Regions from separate parts of the Homo sapiens genome. Here region 2 is linked to region 1. Evidence: chromatin loops called from intact Hi-C (ENCODE). Cell type or tissue: sigmoid colon. All regions are shown on one strand. Each heading gives the region's core, and the rest is flanking DNA. Links, peaks and the distances in the headings are about the cores only.

Evidence for each region. Peaks named below come from ENCODE experiments on the same cell type or tissue, not always from the same donor. Only the 100,000 strongest peaks of a DNase experiment are listed, where the experiment ranks them.
Region 2: a loop joins it to region 1, with 2.7 times the contacts of the local background. A loop is called at or near these places in 5 of 110 quality-filtered maps.

What each region holds. Positions count from the first base shown.
Region 1 is chr19:5,572,357-5,583,448 of GRCh38, forward strand. It overlaps the pseudogene SNRPEP4. Among named protein-coding and RNA genes, the nearest start is that of TINCR, 10 kb to the left of the region's middle. In sigmoid colon, for the core only: CTCF peaks have their summits at 6,051 (motif pointing left) and 6,251; a DNase peak (open chromatin) is centred at 6,024; H3K27ac peaks cover 157 bases.
Region 2 is chr19:5,220,102-5,231,193 of GRCh38, forward strand. It overlaps PTPRS (protein tyrosine phosphatase receptor type S), which reads right to left. Exons shown (of 38, transcript NM_002850.4): 15 at 9,390-9,583; 16 at 9,215-9,241; 17 at 5,626-5,743; 18 at 2,588-3,196; 19 at 2,022-2,119; 20 at 899-1,152; 21 at 159-252; 22 at 1-53. Among named protein-coding and RNA genes, the nearest start is that of PTPRS-AS1, 48 kb to the left of the region's middle. RefSeq lists enhancers at 5,211-5,830, 5,831-6,449. In sigmoid colon, for the core only: a CTCF peak has its summit at 6,008; no DNase peak of the experiment used is centred there; H3K4me3 peaks cover 183 bases.

The sequences.
Region 1 (11,092 bases), core at 1,899-9,898:
TTCTTCTTTTCATCTGTCTGGCTGGTAAAGATGAAAAAGTCTGAGCATTTGCTGTGTTTTCAGGGTTTTGGGAAAAGAGCAGCCTCATGCTGCTGGGGTTCAGAGTGTGAAATGGTGTAAGCTCTCTGACAATAGCTATTTGAAAAAGGTATAAGCCAGCAGTGTCCTTTCTGGGAAGGTATCCGTGTGCACAAAGAGAGATGATAACATAATACATGTGCCAAGAAATTTACATGTAACACAGCAAAGTAGGAGGCTGGCATGATCCCTGACCTCCTTGAACAAAGGAGGGAAACTGAGGCCCGGAGAGGAGTAGTGGCAGAATGAGAACCCAGGCTGGGCTGGTCACTCTCCGGGGAAGGTGGGCGGGCTGGCTTAACCTGAAGAACTAGGTCACCATGGCCCCAGCCACTTCCCTATTCAGGCTGAATTCCAGGCCTCGCCCATCATAATTGCTGGTGTCCAAGAAGGTCAAAGGGAGGCCTGGGGACACTCGGCTTTAACACGGGGAGGCCACGCTGAGCCCTGGGAGTGCTAGGTGCCACTTCCAGTTAATTCTGACTTTCTCATTAAGCTGTTAGGAAAAGCTCGGTGGCTGTGGGCGACCGGCCCCTGTGCCTGGGTCTGTGGATTAGAGGGATCATGGTTTTTGCCTCGAGACACTGTATTATCTGTTGCGGGCAATTATGGAAGACCCAGGCAGACAGTGATGAGCTCAGAGAATCCCTGAGCTCTGGAGTCTGGAGGCTCAGAATCGTGGGATCACTGAACATGTAGACACTTAGGATCTTAGAACAGCTGGTGTTCAGTCCTCCTGAACAATGTGGAATCTCAGAGCTCTCTAGTGGGTGGGTGGGGGCTCTGAGCGGTAATCACCATACATCCCCTCTGGCTGTCTTAGGGGAGAAAAAGCTGCAGTAGTAAGTTTTAATAAAGTTCAGCAGGAAGCAAGAGGAATAGGCTTTTTAAAATGGGCCAGAGTCCGGGCATGGTGGCTCTTGCCTGTAATCCCAGCACTTTGGGAGGCCGAGGCAGGAGGATCGCTTGAGGCCAGGATTTTAAGACTAGCCTAAGCCACATAGCAAGGCCCTGACTCTACAATTTTTTTTTTTTTTTTTGAGACGGAGTCTCACTCTTTCACGTAGGCTGGAGTGTCTTTTCACCTAGGCACGAACTCAGCTCACTGCAACCTCCACCTCCCAGGTTCAAGCGATTCTCCTGCCTCCTGAGTAGCTGAGGTTAGAGGCATGCGCCACCACGCCAGGCTAATTTTTATATTTTTAGTAGACACGGGGTTTCACCATGTTAGCCAGGCTGGTCTCGAACTCCTGATCTTAAGTGATCCGCCTGCCTCAGTCTCCCAAAGTGCTGGGATTACAGGTATGAGCCACCATGCCCGGCCAGAATTTTAAAATTAGCTGGGCGTGGTGGTGTGCGCCCCCGTAGTCCCAGCTACTCAGGAGACTGAGGCAAGTGGATCACCTGAGACCAGGAGTTGGAGGCTGCAGTGAGCTATGATTGCACCACTGCACTCCAGCCTGGGCAACAGAGCAAGACCCTCTCTCGAAAAAAAAAAAAAAAAAGAAAGAAAGAAATCTCTTCTACATTACAAGAGGCAAAGTATCTATAATTCCAGAATGTGGCAATGCTAAGGGCAGTGGATATGTTACAGATGGGGGCAAGTGGGCCTGGCACCCACCCTCCTTCCCTATTTGCCTACAGGATTGGTGGAATATGCAGCCCCCCCCAACCCACACTTCTCCCTGCTGCCCAGCCTCTGATGAACAGGCATTCTGGCCTATATTATTATTATTATTTATTTTTATTTATTTATTTATTTTTTTGAGACAGAGTCTTGCTCTGTTGCCCAGGCTGGAGTACAGTGGCACGATCTTGGCTCACTGCAAGCTCCGCCTCCCGGGTTCACGCCATTGTCCTGCCTCAGCCTCCCGAGTAGCTGGGACTACAGGCGCCCGCCACCATGCCCAGCTAATTTTTTGTATTTTTAGTAGAGACGGGGTTTCACCATGTTGGCCAGGATGGTCTTGATCTCCTGATCTCGTGATCCACCCGCCTCGGCCTCCCAAAGTGCTGGAATTACAGGCATTGAGCCACTGTGCCCGGCTGGCCTATGCTATTATTTTATTTTATCTTATTTTACTTTATGAAACAGGATCTTACTCTGTTGCCCAGGCTGGAGTACAGTGGCATGACCATGGCTCACTGCAGCCTCAACCTCCCAGGCTCAAGCGATCCTCCCACCTCAGCCTCCTGAGTAGCTGGGACTACAGGCACACACCTGTAATCCCGGTTGTGGTGGCGGGTGCCTGTAATCCCAGCTACTCTGGAGGCTAAGGCAGGAGAATCACTTGAACCTAGGAGGCGCAGGTTGCAGTGAGCCAAGATTGTACCACTGCACTCCAGCCTGGGCGACAAGAGCAAAACTCCATCTAAAGGAAGGAAGGAAGAGAGGGGGGAGGAAGGGAGGAGAGGAAGGAAAGAAGGAGGGAGGGAGAAAAGAAAGGAAGGAGGGAGGGAGGGAGGGAAGGAAGGAAGGAAGGAAGGAAGGAAGGAAGGAAGGAAGGAAGGAAGGGATTGATTGATTCACACGCAGGATGTTTGTTGGGCAAATGAAGGTTTATGGTGGTCCCTATTGGCAAGTTGTGTTTTTCTAGCCTCATTCTATTAGAAACAAAGGCTATCTGCCACCAACATGTTTAAACAAAGTAGCATTCCTCATATATAAAGAGTTGTTAGAAATCAATAAAAATAAAGCAACATGTGCAAAGAACGTGCATACACTTTGGACACACAAAAGACATAGGTGGGAAATTGTAAAAGACTTGAAAAAAGAATTTCACTGCTGGGCACGGTGGCTCATGCCTGTAATCCCAGCACTTTGGGAGGCTGAGACGGGTGGATCACCTGAGGTCGGGAGTTCGAGACCAACCTGACCAATATGGAGAAACCCTGTCTCTACTAAAAATACAAAATTAGCCGGGCATGGTGGCGCATGCCTGTAATCCCACCTACTCGGGAGGCTGAGGCAAGAGAAGTGCTTGAACCTGGGAGGTGGAGGTTGCGGTGAGCCGAGATTGTGCCATTGCACTCCAGCCTGGGCAACAAGAGTGAACTCCGTCTCAAAAAAAAAAAAAGAATTTCACCACTCTAATATTTGACAAAAAGATCCAATAATAGTTTTTGTGAAGGTACAAGGCAGTGAGCACTTGCATACATTGCTGGGATAAGTTAGTACCAAGTCCCATCTTTCTGGAGGGCGAAATGGCAAAGTATATTGAAAGTCTTTGATGGAAAATAACCATAATGACTCACATTTGTTGAGTGACAACCTCATTTATTATCTTTTCCCCATCAGAACAGAAACTCCCCAACGGCTATTTTGTCTGTTCTATTCACCGCTGAGTTCCCAATGTCTGAAACAACTCATGCCCCTGATTTTTATACCCAGCATGATCCCGTCTACTCAGTTTTCTGAAGTTTGAGAACCGCTGAGCTGAGCTAAAAGGAAAGTTTTTATGCAGACAGACGTCCAAGCATCCAATCTATTTAGGCCTTTTTGACAACCCTCAAGTTCTTAGCAGTGAGTGAAGAATTCTCAGGGGCTCCCCACTGACCCATAGGTTAATAGATGTGCTTGTAGTTATTAGAATTAAATGAGGTGATTTTTCCTTTTTTTTTTTTTTCTTTGAGGGAAGGTCTGGCTCTGTGTCACCCAGGCTGGAGCAGAGCGGCGTGATCTCAGCTCACTGCAACCTCCGCCTCCTGGGCTCAAGTGATCCTCCCACCTCAGCCTCCCGAGTAGCTGGGACTATAGGTGCACACCATCCCGCGTGGCTAATTATTGTATTATTATTATTATTGTTGTTATTGTTATTATTATTATAATTATTATTTTGTAGAGACAGGGTTTTGCCATGTTGCCCAGACTGGTCTCGAACTCCTGGGCTCAAAACTAATCTGCCCACCTTGGCCTCTCAAAGTGCTGGGATTCCAGGCGTGAGCCATCACACCCAGCCTGAGATAATTTATCACATTGAGTCTTTAGCATGCTCCAGGAGTGTTCAAGGTTTTATAAACCTCAACTCACCTCATAGCAATGCTATGAGATAGATGCTAATATCAAGCCCATTTTTTTTAACACAAACAATCCCATAGTATTTATTGCCATCTTGTAGTAACACAACGGTAATCAAAACAATATGAATAAATCTTCACATTGGACAAAGGACATCTAAAAACAAACTGTATCCTTCTCAACAATTTCTCACTTCATTGATCATTTCTAGTTGGAGACACTTTGCAGCAGAGTAATATTACCTCCTTTTAGCATGATCCGACCCAGTTGTTTTCTTGACTTTGTTTTAGAATGAATCTCTTCTGCATCATCTAATACAAGGTTCATATACTCATCAAAACCAATGATACAGCCTTCTATCCGCATATTCACTTGCTCATAGAGCCACACCTGAATCCGCGATCTATTTTGTAAGTATCTGAAGATGAGGCTGATGGGCTGCACCATAACCTTCTGCACTTTCTGGCCCTGGCCACGGTACGCCATGGTGGAATTTCACCCATTTTTTTTTTTTTTTTATAATTTATTTTGTTTTGTTTTGTTTTTTGAGACAGAGTCTCACTCTGTTGCCCAGGCTGGAGTGCAGTGGCGCGATCTCGGCTCGCTGCAGGCTCCGCCTCCCGGGTTCAGGCCATTCTCCTGCCTCAGCCCCCCAAGTAGCTGGGACTACAGGCGCCCGCCACCACGCCCAGCTATTTTTTTTTAGCAGAGACGGGGTTTCACCATGTTAGCCAGGATGGTCTCAATCTCCTGACCTCGTGATCTGCCTGCCTTGGCCTCCCAGAGTGCTGAGATTACAGGCGTGAGCTACCGCGCCTGGCCCTAATTTTTTGTACTTTTAGCAGAGACAGGGTTTCACCGTGTTAGCCAGGATGGTCTCGATCTCCTGACCTCGTGATCCGCCCGCCTCGGCCTCCCAGAGTGCTGGGATTATAGGCGTGAGCCACCGCGCCCGGCCCTAATTTTTTGTATTTTTAGTAGAGACGGGGTTTCACCGTATTAGCCAGGATGATCTCGATCTCCTGACCTTGTGATCCGCCCGCCTCGGCCTCCCAAAGTGCTGGGATTACAGGCATGAGCCACCGCGCCCGGCCGAATATCAGGCCCATTTTACAGATGAGGAAACTGAATGCATAGCATGAAGGCAGTACCCGAGCCAAGGCCTGGCACATAGTAGGTGCTTAGTTTGAGCAGGATCTAAATCTCGTTTGGTCAGACCCACAGACACACAGCTCCATGAACAGTCGCTCCTGTCTCTCCAGGGGACCCCAGGAAGCACTTCATAAATATTTCAGTTCTTGAATTCTTTGGTGACTCTATACAGAGCCGCCAGGAAAGGTGAGCAGGGGCGGGAGAGGCAGCTTTCCAAGGGGGGCGGAGACATGAGGCACACATCAAGTCACTCGCCAGCCCGGATACACCAAAATGTACACAGCATGAGGAGAAGTCAGTCACACAGAGACACAGACACACCCAAGGCAAATACAGCCATGATATGTAGCAAGAGAAAAATGAGACACGTAGTCACATGCGCAGAGACACATGCCCCCCAGAGCAAACACAGACACACACGGACACACGCCCCATGACAAACACAGATGCACACAGAGAGACACACGGCCTTAAGCCTCACACACGGAGATTCACCAGATCCACACCCCAAGACAGAAGCAGGCACGTCCACTCCTGAGACCAATACAAACTCACTCTAAGAGAAGCACAGACACAACCAGGGCCTTCGCCTACCGGGGGCCGGGTTGGGAGGCTCTGGAGACCCTCGACCCTTGAGGAAGCCCCCATTCCAGCCTCCACCTGCGCCTCCAGGGCCTCCCACAAAGGTGGTGTTGGGCCCGTGGGGGAAACGCTGGGCGGGCAGAGAGATGGGGGCTTCCGCGGCAGGAGGGGCCCAACCGGGTCGGCTGCGTTGCAGAGCGTGGCTCTTGGGCGCCACCTAGTGGGCACATGGAGTAGAGGGCCCGGCTGCCCCAAGTGCAGATCCACATCTGTGCAGGTCCTGGGTTCATCTGTTTCTGCTTTTGTCTATTTGCGTCCCTGTGTGTGTGCGTCTGTTTCACTCTGTGTCTCAGTCTCTGTCTCTCTTCTCCCTGAATCTCTCTTTTTCTGTGTCTCGGTGTCTTTATCTCTCCATCCCTCTTTTTTCTCCCCTTCCCTCCCCCACGGCTTCCCCCACCTCCAGAGCCTGAGGCTTCGTCAATAAGCAAGCCAGGCATCTCCAGTGACCCAGCACACCCCACTTATAGCCGCATCTCTTGGGTCCCGTCCCTCAACGGCGTCTTGGTCCCCATGAGTGTCCACCTGCTATGACTCAGCCAGGGGCTGAGTGAGTGGGGGTGTGATACCCAACGGACTCTCACTCTGTCGCCCAGGCTGGAGTGCAGTGGTGCAACATCAGCTCACTGCAACCTCCACCTCCCAGGTTCAAGAGATTCTCCTGCCTCAGCCTCCCGAGTAGCTGGGATTACAGGCATGCGCCACCATGCCCTGCTAATTTTTGTATTTCTAGTAGAGACAAGGTTTTGCCATGTTGACCAGGCTGATCTCGAACTCCTGACCTCAGGTGATCCACCCACCTCAGCCTCCCAAAGTGCTGGGATTACAGACATGAGCCACCGTGCCTGGCTAATTATATCTATTTTTTAATACAGAGTCTCGCTCTGTTGCCCAGACTGGAGTGCAGTGGTGTGATCTCAGCTCACTGTAACTTCCACCTCCCAGATTCAAGTGATTCTCCTGCCTCAGCCTCCCGAGTAGCTGGGATTACAGGCGTGCACCACCACACCTGGCTAATTTTTGTGTTTTTAGTAGAGATGGAGTTTCACCATGTTGACCAGGCTGGTCTCAAGTGATCTGCCTGCCTCGGCCTCCCAAAGTGCTTGGAGTACAGGTGTGAGGCACCATGCCCAGCTGTGCCCACCAGTTCTGCCAGCCTGCTTGCTCCTATGTTCTGGTCTTTGGAGCAGGGATCCCAAAACTGGAGGCGGCTTGTGGCCCCCCCTGCTGTGTCTTTGTCCAAACAGAGCCAGGGCCCTGAGTCCAGTGTGGCTCGCCCCTCCTTCCCCAGGGCTGGCTGGTTCTAGCTTCCTGGAGGTGAAAGTGGTCATGGCATGGGGAGACCGGGGACACGGGGACAGTGAGGATTTGGATCTCAAGCAAGGAAAGGCCTGAAGAGAGACATTTGAGTGTTACCCTCAAACCCTTCGAGGAGGGCTGGCTCTCTTCTTCTCAAGAAGAAGAAACCCTACAGGCTGGTGGTCCCATCCCTGATCAGCCACTGCGGCCCCAGGTCCCCATGTTCCTGCCTGCTCTGTTGCTCAAAGGTGCTAGGCCAGGTGCATGGCTCATGCCTGGAGTCCCAGCTGCTCAGGAGGCTGGGGCATGAGGATTACTTCCAGGAGCTCAAGGTTGCAGTGAGCTATGATCGCGCCGTTGTACTCCAGCCTGGGCAACAGAGCAAGATCCCATCGCTCCGAAAAACAAAAAAAAGGGTGGGAGGCGTGTCCTTTCCTTCCTGGGGGCTTCTGCACACCCTGTTTCTTCTTCTGGAAAGCCCTTCTGGGGCTCCTTCACTCCTCATGGCTTAGGTCTGTCCAGTCCCCTCCTCCAAGAAGCCAGTCTCATTCCACCCCCAGACAACAGGAACCTGCAGGCTTGTCTCAGTCATGGCTGCATCTCTGCCATGGAGCCCTGCTCGCAGTAAGTACCCAAGAAGCATTTGCTAAGCTAAATAAGCAAGAAAACAAAGGACTCAGAGCCCAGCTCTTGAGCCTGGATTTCATCTTGACTTGCTTGGCAGGGGGCCTTGGCCAAGTGGGTTTCCTTCCTGCTCTGTGCACTGTTTCCCCAGCAATGGGGACCTTTCCCGGACCACCTGTGAGATCCACCCTGCTGGGTTTCATTTCAGCTGAGTCTGTAAATATTTGGTCTGCTGTGGCCGGCAGCATACACGCAGGGGAAGCTTCAGTGCCTTTTACGAGCTCCCCGCGAGGCCTGATATGCGTTTTCTGTGGCTGGGTACACGGGGCACCCCAGTAGTTTCACAGCTCGTTGGCACGAGGTGGCTATGATTCCAAGACTGGAAGAAGCCGAGAGACACCATCAGTGGCTTCCAGCACTTAACTCCACAGCGTGCAGCATTTGAGAGGCCAAAGAGGGGCCTCTTGTTTTAAAAACTGTAATGCAACATTATAGATTACAGCTGCAGTAGAAATCGAGCCCAGCGATTCCCCTTCCCTAAGTCTATGGGCCACACTTAATTTCTTAAAGGGCAGAGGGGAGGGATTTCTGTTGGGCAAGGAGTGGGAAGCCCTGGTTTAGACCTGTCTCTTGCTAAAAAAATTCAAAGAACCACAACCACTTGCTATGCACCTACTGTATGCCAGATATTGCATAAAGCACTTTTTTATTTTTTTGAGATGGAGTCTCATTCTGTCTCCCAGGCTGGAGTGCAGTGGTGCGATCTTGACTCACTGCAACCTCCGCCTCCCAGGTTCAAGCGATTCTCCTGCCTCAGCCTCCTTAGTAGCTGGGATTACAGGCATGCGCCACCATGCCCAGCTAATTTTCATATTTTTAGTAGAGATGGGGTTTCACCATGTTGGCCAGGCTGGTCTCGAACTCCTGACCTCAGGTGATCTGCCCACCTCACCCTCCCAAAGTGCGGGGACTACTGGCGTGAGCTACCGTGCCCGGCCAAAACCTGCTTTTTTTTTTTTTTTTTATGGAGTCTCGCTCTGTCACACAGGCTGGAGTGCAGTGGTGCGACCTCAGCTCACTGCACCCTCCATCTCTGTGTTCAGGCGATTCTCCTGTCTCAGTCTCCTGAGTAGCTGGGACTACAGGTGCCTACCACCACACCCGGCTAATTTTTGTGTTTTTAGTACAGACGGGGTTTCACCATGTTGGCCAGGCTGGTCTCAAACTCCTGAGCTCAGGTGATCCACCCGCCTCACCCTCCCAAAGTGCTGGGATTACAGGCATGAGCCACCGCGCCCGGCCAAAACCTGTATTTTAAAAGGCTGTGCACTGGGGAGATGCAGATGCCTGCCCCAACGATGCTTATGTGGTGGAGAGTGCCGACAATAAACAATGCTTTAGCGAGTGGTCAGAGCCACGAGGACAGGCAGGTGTGACAAGGCAGAGGGTGATGAGGCGCTGCTGATCCAGTGGTCAGAGGAGACCTCTTGCAGGGGGCAGAATTTGAAGGGGCTGGGCATGTGTGGCTGGTCTCCTCAGTCACAGCCAGTGCCACGCTGTTCTTTTTTGAGACAGCCCTGTCGCCCAGGCTGGAGTGCAGTGGTGTGATCACAGCTCACTGCAGCCTCTGCCTCCTGAGCCCAAGTGATCCTCCCTCCTCAGCCTCGTGGGTAGCTGGGACTACAGGTGTACACCAGCAGCCCAGCCAATTTTATTTTTTTGTACAGATGGGGTCTTGCTACATTACCCACACTGCTCTCAAACTCCTGGGCTCCAGTGATCCTCCCACCTCAGCCTCCCAAAGTGCTGGGATTACAGGCATGAGCCACCGGGCCCTGGTTCACAGACCACCCAGGAAGCTCTCCCAGGAGGGCAATGTCTCGGGTCCTCAGTACCTTATGCTCCACTGAACCCGGCAGCTGCTGTGTCAATATTTGCAGGTGGAGGCAAACACAGGGCAGCTGCATCTCACGAGGATTTGAGGAGTACGGAGAAGCGGCTCTTGGTGCTCCCGGGAGTAATTTAGGGGCAGTTTCTGGCCCAGTATTGCTGTCTCTGGAAGCACTGTAGGACATGTAGAGTTATCCTTGGGGTCAACTCTAAAGGCCAAGCGCATGTGCAAAATTATGTACACACTCACGTACGCAGCTTGCTCACTGGTGCCCCAAACACCTATCCCTTCACCACCGTGTGACCGCGGCACGGGGTGCCCTGACAACCGGGGAGGCTGAGGAGAAGGGACCTCGGGCTGCAGCCTCAGCTCCATGGCTCGCTACCTCTGGGCGGGTCTCAGCCTCCCTCGGGCTCAGAACCTTCTTCTGCGCTTGACTTTCCCAGGAATTGACTCCAGTTTCCCAGGGAGCTGCACTGGGCTATGTCTGGGTTTGGTGATGTTGTGTGGCGTCCGTAGGTGTCCTCATATAAATTGGTGGCTGGCCAGGGGGACTAGAGATGTCTAACTTGCTTGACTGGTAAGCACATCAGGTGCTTCCCAAAGTGGATTCTGTTGTACACCAGGGTGACGGACAAGGATGCCCACGTCCTAATCCCTGGGACCTATGAACACATTGGTCTCCAAGACAAAGGGACCTTGCAGATGTGATTAAGGTGAAGGAATTCGTGGCTGGGTGTGGTGGCTCATGCCTGTCATCCCAGCACTTTGGGAAGCCAAGGCAGGAGAATCACCCGAGGCCACGAGTTTGAGACCAGCTTGGCCAACATGGGGAAACCCCATCTCTACTAAAAATACAAAAACTAGCCAGGCATGGTGGCAGGTACCTGTAATCCCAGCTACTTGGGAGGCTGAAGCAGGAGAATCGCTTGAACCCGGGAAGCGGAGGTTGCAGTGAGCCAAGATTGTGCCACTGCACTCCAGCCTGGGCAACACGGCACGGCTTCATCTCAAAAAACAAAGAGAAAAGCTCTCCTAGTCCACCCAGCTGACCAAAGAAATGGCTGAAGGGCTGAGGTCTGAACCCACCCAGCAGTGAGAGCAGAATCCGAACCCTGATTTGTCACCATCGTATGACCAGGTAGGAACAGCCTCACCTCTCCCGTGGGTCACTGGGACTCAAGGAAGCCCTGCCCCTCAATCCGGCAAACCTGTTAAAAGGCACGGCATCCCCGTTAAACGTCGACTTTATGGTTGTTGGGTTTTTTTGGAATCAAAAGGCCCTGTTCTAACTTTGCCTTTGAAATTATGTGACTAGGAGTCATGCATGCAATTTGAGACTGGCAATCATCGTGGAGGCTTGGGAGTTCCTTGGGAATAAGAAAATCTAA
Region 2 (11,092 bases), core at 1,364-9,363, 350 kb before region 1:
TGACGCGAGTGCCGCAGGCTGCGCCTCTGTAGCCGTGAGATGTCCTGGATGAGCTGCGGGAACAGAGTCATGGGTGGCTCAGAGCTCAGCTGGGAGCAACAGAGCACGTGAAAACTGGAATGCATCTGGGCCCTGCGGGTTGGGCCCCAGGCCCTCACCTCTTCCAGATCCATGTCCTCTGGGCTACCCAGCGGGGTCAGGAATTGGCCTCCACGAGACTTGCGCAGTGGCACCATCACAATGAAATAGCTCCTGTAGGGAGATGGGAAAGAGTCAGAGGGGCTGTCGATAGGGATGACCAAGGGATGCTTCATGGGGGCAAACGGGGGAAGCCGTTTCTCTGAGTCTTCCCTTCTGTTCATACAATGAGCCTATTCCCCTATGCCCCATCCACAAACGCCACAGTTGCTGACTCAGGCCTCCAGGCCTTGGATGATGCTGTACTTTCTGCGTAGAAGGCTTACTTCATGTAATGCTCATTGTTAAACTCCTATACATCCTTCAAAGCTCCAGCTTCAATGCCCACATAACCTTGTAGCCCTTAAATCTTCTCTGCCTCTGAGGCAGAGTGCTCCTCTCCCCACTGGGGACTCTCAGCTTTGCCTCCCCACTAGTTGGGAAGCCCAGAACCAAATCCTTTCAGGGGCCCTAGTAATACCCAGTGGAGGGTCAGGCATATGGGGTATCAGGAAATGCTAGAAGAGCAGACACAGGACACATTTAGTGACAATGACCCATGAGAAGCATTGAATCTTGGATGACCCCATGAACTAGGGCTGATAGGGTCTGTGTTTCATAGGCAAGGAAATTGAGGCACAGAGAGGGCACGTGGCTTGCCCCAGCCATATAGTAGGCTGATGGGGGTGACAAGGAACCCGGAGCATGGGGGTGAGCATACTGGACAGGCACGGGGCTCTGGCCGTCAGGAAGATACACCATGATGAAGCCGTCAGCATCAGGCTTGGGGGCGACGCTGGGCTTGCCGTTGAGCAGGTTGAAGGCAGTCCAGGCGGTGACCGTCTGCTGGAGGCCGCCCAGGCTGCTGCCGCGATTGGTCAGCACAAAGTTGTAGAAGGTGTGGGGCTTGAGGTGCGTGATGAGCTTCTTGGTGGTACGGCCATCCACATCCAGTGTGAGCCCATTGTACTGGATCTGCGGACCAGGGCTAGCTCAGCAGGGCCTGGTGGGCTCATGCCCATGGACTGAGCCCCAGCTCCAGGATGAGTCCCCCACCCTGACTGAGCCCTGATCCCACTGAATCCTGCCCTAGGCAGAAATCTAACACTGACTGATCCCTGATCCCAGGCTGAGTCCCCAACTCTGACTGAGCCCCAACCTCACTGAACCCTGACCCCAGACTGTGCCTAAATTCCAGCTGAGTCCTGATCCTAGGTAGAAGCCCACTTTGACTGAGCCCTGATCCCATGCTGAATTCCCAGTCCCGACTGAGCCCCAATCCCACTGAACCCTGAACCCAGACTGATCCTGAATTCCAGCTGAGCGCTGACCCTAGGTGGAAACCCACCTCTGAGACCTGATCCTAGACTGATTCCTGATCTCAGACTGAACCTCAATCCCAGGCTGACCCCCGATCCCAGACTTGGCACCAACTCCAGACTAAACTCTGACCTCAGGCTAAGTACCAACTCTGAGTCCCAATCCTGATTATGCCTCAGTCCCAGCTAAGCCATGATCTAAGGCTGAGCCCCAACTCTGATTTCCAATATGGACTAAATCTTAATCCCAGACTGAACCTCAATCCCAGCTAAGCCACAATCCAAGGCTGAGCCCAACATTGATCCCCAATATTGACTGAACCTCAGTTCCAGCTGATCTCCAATCCTAGGCTGGGCCCCAAGTCTGATTCCCAGTATTGACTAAGCCTCAATCCTAGCTGAGACCCATCTCTGACTGAGCCCTGATCCCTCACTTCACACCAACTCCAAACTGAGCCTTAAGCCCTGCTGAACTACAACCCCTGACCCTGCCTGCCTGCCTGCCTGCTGGCTGGGCAGTCGCACCTTGTAGGGTGTGGGTGAGTTGTAGTTGTCAGGGAACTCCCAGCTGAGCAGAACTGATGTCTTCATGATCATTTTCACCTTGAAGTTCTTGGGCGAGACTGCCGGGGAGGCGGCCGAGCAGGGAGAGAGCAGAAGAGAGGCCCCATGAGTGCCTGGCACTGGGTGGCGTGAAGCGGGGTGGGGTGGGGCGGCCCAGGCGCTCCCTGTCGTCCGCTGTGCCCATGCCCACGGCCTTCCTGCCTGGCCCTGGCCCGGCCCTGCCCTGTCCTGTCCCAAGTCCCTGCTTCGGGAGACGGCACGGGTGCAGAGGCTGCAGAAAGAAGGTGGAGGAGGAGGAAGAGGGGGGAGGGGAGCAAGGGGAGGGGGCAGTGGTGGGGGGCGGTGGTGCCACCGAGGCACGTCCCACCTTTGCCAACGCCGGAGCCTCGGGGTCCGGACTTGCCTTGAGTGACCACGAGGAAGCAGAAAAGTGAGCACTTACCTGGGCAGGGGAGAGGGAGGGGGCTGGGGTGGGGGTGGGCGCAAGGCCCGGTCCGGCTCTGGTGCAGGGGTCGCCGCGCGCCTACCTTGGTCCCGCAGGAACGTCCGGTAGCGGACGGGGGGGCTGAAGGGGCCAGGGCCCCGGCGCGTGTGGGCTCGCACTTGGAGGTCATAGGCCGTGTCGGGCTTCAGGCCCTGCAGCGTGAGCGCGTTCTCCGCGCCCGGCTCAGCCGCTGCCGGCAGCTCAGTCTCTCGGGCAGGGCCCAGGGCACCGGCCTCCCGCACGGCCACCGTGTATTTGACGATGGCCCCGTTGCGCTCGGCGGGCACGGGTGGCAGCCAGCGGAGAAGGACGGTCCCGGCCGAGGCGTTGCCGGCCGCCTCCAGAATCTGCGGGTGGCCACGGGGCGTGTCCTCCGGGATGCTCAGGACCTCGGCTGCCTCCTCGCCCAGGCCGCCGCGGCTCCGGGCCGCAAGCCGGAACACATACGTGGCCCCCTTGTGCACGCCTGATGCCGTGTAGCGGTCCTCGGAGGGCGGGAACTCCAGGGTGGCCAGGGGCGTCGAGTCCTCACGGCCAAACTGCAGGCGGTAGCCCAGCACCTGGTCCTCCGCGGTGCCAGCCGGGGGCTCCCAGCGTGCCAGCAGGCTGCCCTCGGGGGTCTGCTGCACCGACAGGGTTGGGCGGCCCAGCACTGCGGGGATACGGGGCAGGTGTCAGGGTCCCAGCGCCATCCGCCAGCCCAGAGGCACAAGGTGGGGTTGTATTTTTAATTCTTTTCCTTCAATATAACATTTTTTTGAGTTGGGGGGGGTCTTACTCTGTTGCCCAGCCTGGAGTGCAATGGTGAGATCACGGCTCACTGCAGCCTCGAACTCCTGGGCTCAAGTGAGCTTCCTGCCTCGGCCTCCCAAAGTGCTAGGATTATAAGGCCACTGCACCCAGCTGCGGTTGTGATTTTTTTTTTTTTTTTTTTTGAGACAGAATCTTGCTCTGTTGCCCAGGCTGAAGTGCAGTAGCCCCATCTCGGCTCACTACAAGCTCTGCCTCCCGGGTTCAAGGGATTCTCCTGCCTCAGCCTCCCGAGCAGCTGGGATTACAGGTACACACCACCACGCCTGGGTAATTTTGTATTTTTAGTAGAGATGGGGTTTCGCCATATTGGCCAGGCTGGTCTTGAACTCCTGACCTCAGGTGATCCACCCGCCTCAGCCTCCCAAAGTGCTGGGATTACAGGTGTGAGCCACCGTGCCCAGCCTGGGGTTGTGATTTTTAAAAGTGGATCTCAAGGCTGGGTGTGGTGGCTCACATCTGTAAGTAATCCCAGCACTTTGGGAGGCTGAGATGGGCAGATCATTTCAGGTCAGGAGTTCGAGACCAGCCTGGCCAACATGGTGAAACCCTGTCTCTACTAAAAATACAAAAATGAGCCGGGGGTGGTGGTGCACGCCTGTAATCCCAGCTACTCAGGAGGCTGTGGCAGGAAAATCACTTGAACCCAGGAGGCAGAGGTTGCAGGGAGCCAAGATCGTGCCACTGCACTCCAGCCCGGGCAACAGAGCAAGACTCCGTCTTAAAAATAAAAGTAGGTCTCAAGAAAGCCTCACTTAAGAAGCAAAGACTTGAAAGAAGAAAGAGAGGGAACCACGAGAAGATCTGGGGGAATCGTGCTCCAGGAAGAGGGAACGGCCCATGCAAAGGTGTAGAGCCGGCACTGGGCTAGGGGCGCATAAAGCACAGCAAGGAAGTGAGGACTCAGAGAACCCCTCCTCCTTCCATTAATAAGGCAACCATCTCCTGCCTTGTTGATTTGGCCCTTGCTCAATGCAGGCACCTGACCAATACCCATGGGACATAAAGAAATCCAAAATCCGCCCCTGCTCTTTGTTTCGCACAGCCTGGGTAGTAATCAATGTGCCGAGAGAGGTTCTGGGATCAGGCAAAGAAGGGGGAAAGCTGGGCTGTATACATGAAAATGGACTTCTCTACTGCAGGACTTATCAGGGCCTTGAATGGACTGCTATGAATACCCAGGGTGGTGGGGAGAGCAGCGTATGCAGTGGTTTCTGCTTAGCAAACACAGCTCTAATACAATGTCCCTGAGAGAGGAGGGAAGTGCCCTGCTGGCTAGAAGAAGGGAGGGAGAGATCACAGGAGGCTGCTTGGAGGAGGTGGCGTTAGAGCTGGATGCTGGAGGACGCAGACAAGGTGCGTGAAGGGAATAGTGTGGACAAGGGCAGGGGCTGTGTCCAGCTGGGAGGCCTGAAAGGTGGGGTACACAGTGGTGTGGCTACAAGGGTCCCCGAGGAGAGGGTGGGTGTGGGGACTGGGATGAAGGCCACAGAAGTCAGTCGATTGTTCCTGAAACACCCGAGCTTGTTCCGCCCACCACCACCACCACCACGCCCCACCCCCCAAGTCTTTTTCTGGGCTGTGCCCTCCGCCCGGTGTACCCTCCCCTTACATCTTCACGGCAGCCTCTTTTTCTTAATTCAGCTCCATTTTGGCTGGAAAAAAAAGCCAGCCCCTTGGGGACGATGGAAGGGACAATGGAGGGGCTAGAAGGGGAAACTGAGGCAGGGCCACCAAGAGAAAGGTGGCTTCCTGGTGCAGTAGGGGAAGACAGGTGCACCACCCTGAAATAACAACCTAGCCGGGGCGACCAGAGCCTGGATGGGGGAAGCACAGGAGACTAGGGGGCCCAGAAGGATCAAGATTATGGGATGAGGCAATCAGGGAAGGCTTTCCAGGGCCAGGTGTACCTTGAGCTGAGACCTAAAGGCAGAAGAGGAGCCAGCCAGCAGGGGAAGGGGTATCCTGGCAGAGGGAACAGCCCAAGTAAAGGTTGAGAGGGCAAAGGGGTCAGAGGTGGCTGTTAACTGTTTCTGTCTGGTGGGAGCCGGGGGGACAGGAAGTGAGTGACAAAGGAGGAGGCAGGGGCGGGGGGGGCCAAGCTGGGCCCTGGACACCCACCTGAGCAGCCCTCACACCTTTGTCTCACTGTTCCAGCTGCCTGGTGCACCCTCTGCCTGCCCTTGTGAGCTCAAGGACTCTGGAGTCACGCTCTGGTGCCAGTGGGGGCAAAGGGGCTGTTGGTGGGTGGGAGGAGGGCGGGTTGCATACCTGCTCCCTTGGTCACAACCACCTTGGGTTTGCTGCGAGCGCCATCGCCCTTCATGGTGTAGGCGGCTACCGTGATGGAGTACGCGGTCTCAGGCTGCAAGTTTGTGATGACCATCTCCTGCAGGCACGGCTGGGGGTCAGCACGACGGCTGGGGCTGGGAGCAGCCCCACCCACCCCCACTCCCCGTGCTGAGAACAAGCAAGGAGGATGCAGGGCCCGGATCAGGGGTGGAGACGTGCACATGAGCTCATGCAGAGACCACGACACGTGGCATGGCCATGCTCAGAGGGTACATGCAACAACCCAGCCGGACGAGCCCATTGTCGCTTGCCAGGACCAACTCGGTCCTCTCTGCTCCGCTCCCCTCACTCCTTGCCATCACCCCCGACAGTCTGTCCTCCCCACAGCAGCCAGAGGGCGCCTGTGAGCACTGGAGTCAGGGTCCGTCCCCGCTCTCCCCACAGCCCTCCATGGCTCCCACCTCTCTTGGGGTCAAAGCCCAAGTCTTCCCTGTGGCTCACAAAGGGCTCTCCTTGCTGTTCCTCCAATGCACCAGGCACAGCCTGCCTCAGGCCCTTTGGCACTGGCCTTCCCCCCTGTCTACACCCACTGGTGTGCTGGAGGTGCCCGGTACCAACTCATGAGAGCCGCTGGTTAAATTTTCAGGAATTTTGTGAGCCACTTATGAAACAGAGCTGTTATTAAAAATTAAACTGTACGAGGCTGGGCGCAGTGGCTGACGCCTGTAATCCCAGCACTTTGGGAGGCCAAGGCAGGAGGATCACTTAAGGTCAGGAGTTCCAGACCAGCCTGGCCAACATGGTGAAACTTCGTCTCTACTAAAAATACCAAAAAAAAAAAAAAAAAGCAAAAAAGCCAGGCGTGGTGGCACATGCCTGTAGTCCCAGCTACTGGGGTGGCTGAGGCAGGAGGATCACTTGAACCCAGGAGGCGGAGGTTGCAGTGAGCCAACATCGTGGCACTGTACTCCAGCCTGGGTGACAGAGCAAGACTGTCTCAAAAATAAATAAATAAACTGTATAAACTTACAATCAACTAAGTTATATTGAAAGCAAAGGCAATAAATACAGCAAATCTAGTTATTTCACTAGGGTTACTGTTCTCTGTGGGTATCTGTATGGTTACTGCTTTGAGATCATCTTGTCTATTGCATCTGTAGAGTAGGAATACATGATTATGGGCTACTGGGCACCTCCCCGGTAGCTTGAAATTGACATGGTGGGAAGTATTTACACCATGGAAACGGTCCAATGCTACAAAACAGGACTGCCCCCTCCTGCCCACCCAGAGAGCTGATTTTTACTCTTTTATCTTATTGAGACAGGGTCTCACCCTGTCGCCCAGGCTGGAGTGCAGGGTGTAATCATAGCTCACTGCAGCCTTGACCTCCTGAGCTCAAGTGATCCTCCCGCCTTAGCCTCCCAAGTAGCTGGGAATACAGACGTGCACCACCACATGCCTGGCTAATGATGTTTATATTTTTTGTAGAGATGGGATCTTGCCATGTTGCCCAGGCTGGTCTTAAACTTTGGGCTCAAGTGATCCGCCTGCCTCTGCCTCCCAAAGTGCTGGGATTACAGGCGTGAGCCACTGTGCCTGGCTGAGAGCTGATTTTTAAATGTTTATTTCACTGTCTAAACCCCATCCCCACCACAGCTGTAACAATTTTTTTTTTTTTTTTTGGACATAGAGTTTCGCTCTTGTTGCCCAGGCTGGAGTGCAATGGCATGGTCTCAGCTCACTGCAACCTCTGCCTCCCTAGTTCAAGCAATTCTCCTGCCTCAGCCTCCCGAGTAGCTAGGATTACAGGCATGCGCCACCACGCCTGGTTTTGTATTTTTAGTAGAGACAGGGTTTCACCATGTTGGTCAGGTTGGTCTCGAACTCCTGACTTCAGCTGATCCACCCGTCTTGGCCTCCCAAAGTGCTGGGATTACAGGCGTGAGCCACCATGCCCTGCCGATGTGTGTTTTGTTCCGATTAACATCCCTCTCACTGAGTATGACTGTTAGGGAGGAGGGGCTCTTGTCACCACCACATCCTCAGCATCTAGCACATAGTAGGTGCTCAATAAGTGAGTGCTCGTCCAATGAATGACAGCACAGAACACTCCCGGGCACGCGGACTTGCACAACACCTGTGCACACGATCACAGCATCATGTGTGCCCATGTCTGCAAGCACACACGCACCCCCCCAAGCACAGGCCGGCATGCCTGGGAACTGTGGGGTAGACCCAGGCCAAGGGGATAAGGAGGGGTGACGGGGATGCACAAACAGGGTCTCCTACCCCTGAGCCTCACAGTCCATCCCTCCCAGGGTCTCTGCGAGAAGAGCAGAGTTGAAGCCCAGGTGGGAACATTCCCTCTAGATCCAGTGTGGGTGAGAGATGGGAGGCATCAGAGCATGTGGGACCAGTGCCTGTTTGTTTGTTTATTAGAGACAGGATCAGCCAGGACCAGTGGCTCATGCCTGTAATCCCAGCCACTCGGGAGGCTGAGACAGGAGAATTGTTTGAACCCAGGAGGTGGAGGTTGCAGTGAGCCGAGATGGCGCCACTGTACTCCAGCCCGGGCGATAGTGTGAGACTCCGTCTGGAGAAAAAAAAAAAAAAAAGAGACAGGGTCTCCCTCTGCTGACCAGGCTGGACCGCAGTGGTGCCATTTTGGCTCACTGCAACCTCTGCCTCCCAGGTTCAAACGATTCTCCTGCCTCAGCCTCCCGAGTAGCTGGAATTACAGGTGCCTGCCACCACACCAGGCTGTTTCGTATTATTAGTAGAGAAGGGGTTTTGCCCTGTTGGCCAGGCTGGTCTTGAACTCCTGACCTCAGGTGAGCCACCTGCCTCAACCTCCCAAAGTGCTGGGACTACAGGCATGAGCCACCACGCCCAGCCAAGGGACCAGTGCCAATTTAATGTCAGACCTGGGGTTCTCAGCAGAGACTGGTACTCCCGTTTTAGGGGCAGAGAGGTAGTCCAGAGAGAGGTAGCAACTTGCCCCAAGTCACACAGCAATTCCTCTCTGGTTTAAAGCATTGTGGGGTTGTAACCAGGCTATCACAGACATCCTTCCCCACTCTGGCCCCGCTGACACCTCTCATCACCCGGGGGCCAGAATGAAGACGACAGCATATCCAGAGAGAGGCATTTCTAGGCCAGACAGGGCTGAATTGAGTGACAGTAAAGGGTGGGGCTGGGTCAACAGGAGAGGAGACATACTCACAGGAGAAATGACTACGGGCAGGAGAAGGACCCAGGAGGCTTAAGCCCCACCAATGGCAGGAGCCATCAGGGTGAGAGGATTCAGGGACGACCCTCAGGTCCTGTTGCTCAAGCCACCCTCGGGTCTGCCCCCTGGGGCGCACAGTGGTCCGAGTATCCCATTTCCCTGGTGCAAACATCGAGGCTGGGCGCTCCAAGAGGTAATGGGAGAGCGAGGGGCGCATGGGAGGGCCCAGAGGAGGAGACCGTTTTACTACTGATGATAAGGGGCGTGCAGGAGTCACAGCACAGCACGGCCCGCGGGAAGCGCACAGCAGTAGGTGGGTGGCCAGGGGCGCTACTTACATATTCGGCCGTGTCATCCGTCTCCCACTGAGCGCGGGAGGAGGCGGCAGGGGAGAGAGGAGGAAGGTGAGCGGGGGAGGCCAGAGATGGAGAAAGAGAAGCAGAGGTGGGGGGAGCGCAAGGGCCCGTCCCCGCCCGGAGCCCGTCCCCGGCCCCGCCCCGGCCCCCCGCCCACCTGGGCATCGGCCAGCATGACGTCCTTGATGCGCGGCGGCCCGCGGGCCTCGGCGCCCTCCATGCGCACGTAGTGGACCTGGTAGCCGCGGATCTGGCCGTGCTGCCGGCCGGGCGCGGGCGAGCGCCACAGCACGCGGATGGCCGTGGCGTTGAGCGCCTCCGCCTCCACCTTCCGCGGCGGCGCGCTGGGCACTGGCGGGCGGGAGGGGAGGGGAGGGGCGGGCGGAGCCGTTACCAGGGCGCCCGGCCCTGCCCCGGGCAGTGCCACTGTCCGATTCCAGGATGCCGAGTGGCTGCCGGTGAATAACTGGGCGCTCTTAGCGCTCACCACCGGGCGGGAGGACATGGCCTCCTGCACACCCCCCACAGCCCTGGGAGGGGCCCCTGAAGGTGCGCCCCATGGATCCAGGCTGCCCCCCCCCGAGTCTAAACCACCTTCCCAGGGCCTCCAGACACCCTCTTCTTCACCCTACACTGCTTCCATCCTCATCATAACCCTGCAAGATAGGGTCTCCTGTCATTCTCATTTTACATTTGGGGAAATTGAATCCTAGAGAGTTGATTCTGTGATCACAGCCTTAGCAAGAGGCAAAGCCAGGATTTGCACCAGGCAGTCCAGCTGTATGTTCCTAAATACCCAAGCAGGCAGGTGGCCCACTTGGCACTCAGGATCTTTTTCACCCACCCCAGGGTTTGGCATAAAGAAGAGCTGCTTCATTTCTTCTCTGGGCTTAGGACATAATGGGGCTGTCCAACGAAACAAAGGCAAATGGCTCAGAAAACGAATCAGGTTCCCAGGACCAAGAGGCTGAAATATTTTTGAGACAGGTTCTCTTACTCTGTCACCTAGGCTGGCATGCAGTGGCAGGATCACGGCTCACTGCAGCTTTGAACTCCTGGGCTTAAGCGATCCTCCCACCTCAGCCTCCCAAGTAGCTGCAACTACAGGCCTGTGCCACCATGCTCAGCTAATACGTTTTTGTAGAGATGGGGTCTCACTCTGTCACCCAGGCTGGAGTGCAGGGGTATGATCACAGCTCATTGCAGCCTCAAACTGCTATGCCCAGCAATCCCCGCACCTCAGCGTCTTGAGTAGCTGAGACTACATGTGCATGCCACCATGCTTGGCTATGTTTTAAAAATGTTTTTGGAGGAATGGGGTCTCACTATGTTGCCTAGGCTGGTCTCAAACTCCGAGACTCATATGATCCTCCTGCCTTGGCCTCTCAGAGTGCTGGGATTACAGGCATGAGCCACTGTGCTTGGCCAAGAAGTTGCAATTTTATTGGGAAAGGTGTCTGTCATTTCTCTCCATGATCTAGGCTTCGACCACGTGACTCCAAGCTAGGACCACTGCCTTGCTTTCCAGCTTCAAACTTGCTGCTAACTTGAAATGGGTGAGGACGGGAACATTTACACCATGGAAATTGGCCAATGCTACACAAACTGGTCTCCATCCACCCGGGGAGCTGGTTAACCATGATCAGCACATTGTTGTTGCAGGTGCTATTTGCCACTTCCTCCACCCCATTTCCAAAGGTTTCCACTGTTCCACCAAAATAGAGGGCAGCCAGCGAAACTGTCCAGGCACGAGGCTCTGGGAGCAGATGCTGCAGAGCTAAGCCTGCCCATGTCTAGAATCGCCAATTCCAAAGTCAAGGAGCCCCGGATTTCTCGGGGAGGCTGCTTGCTTCCCGACTT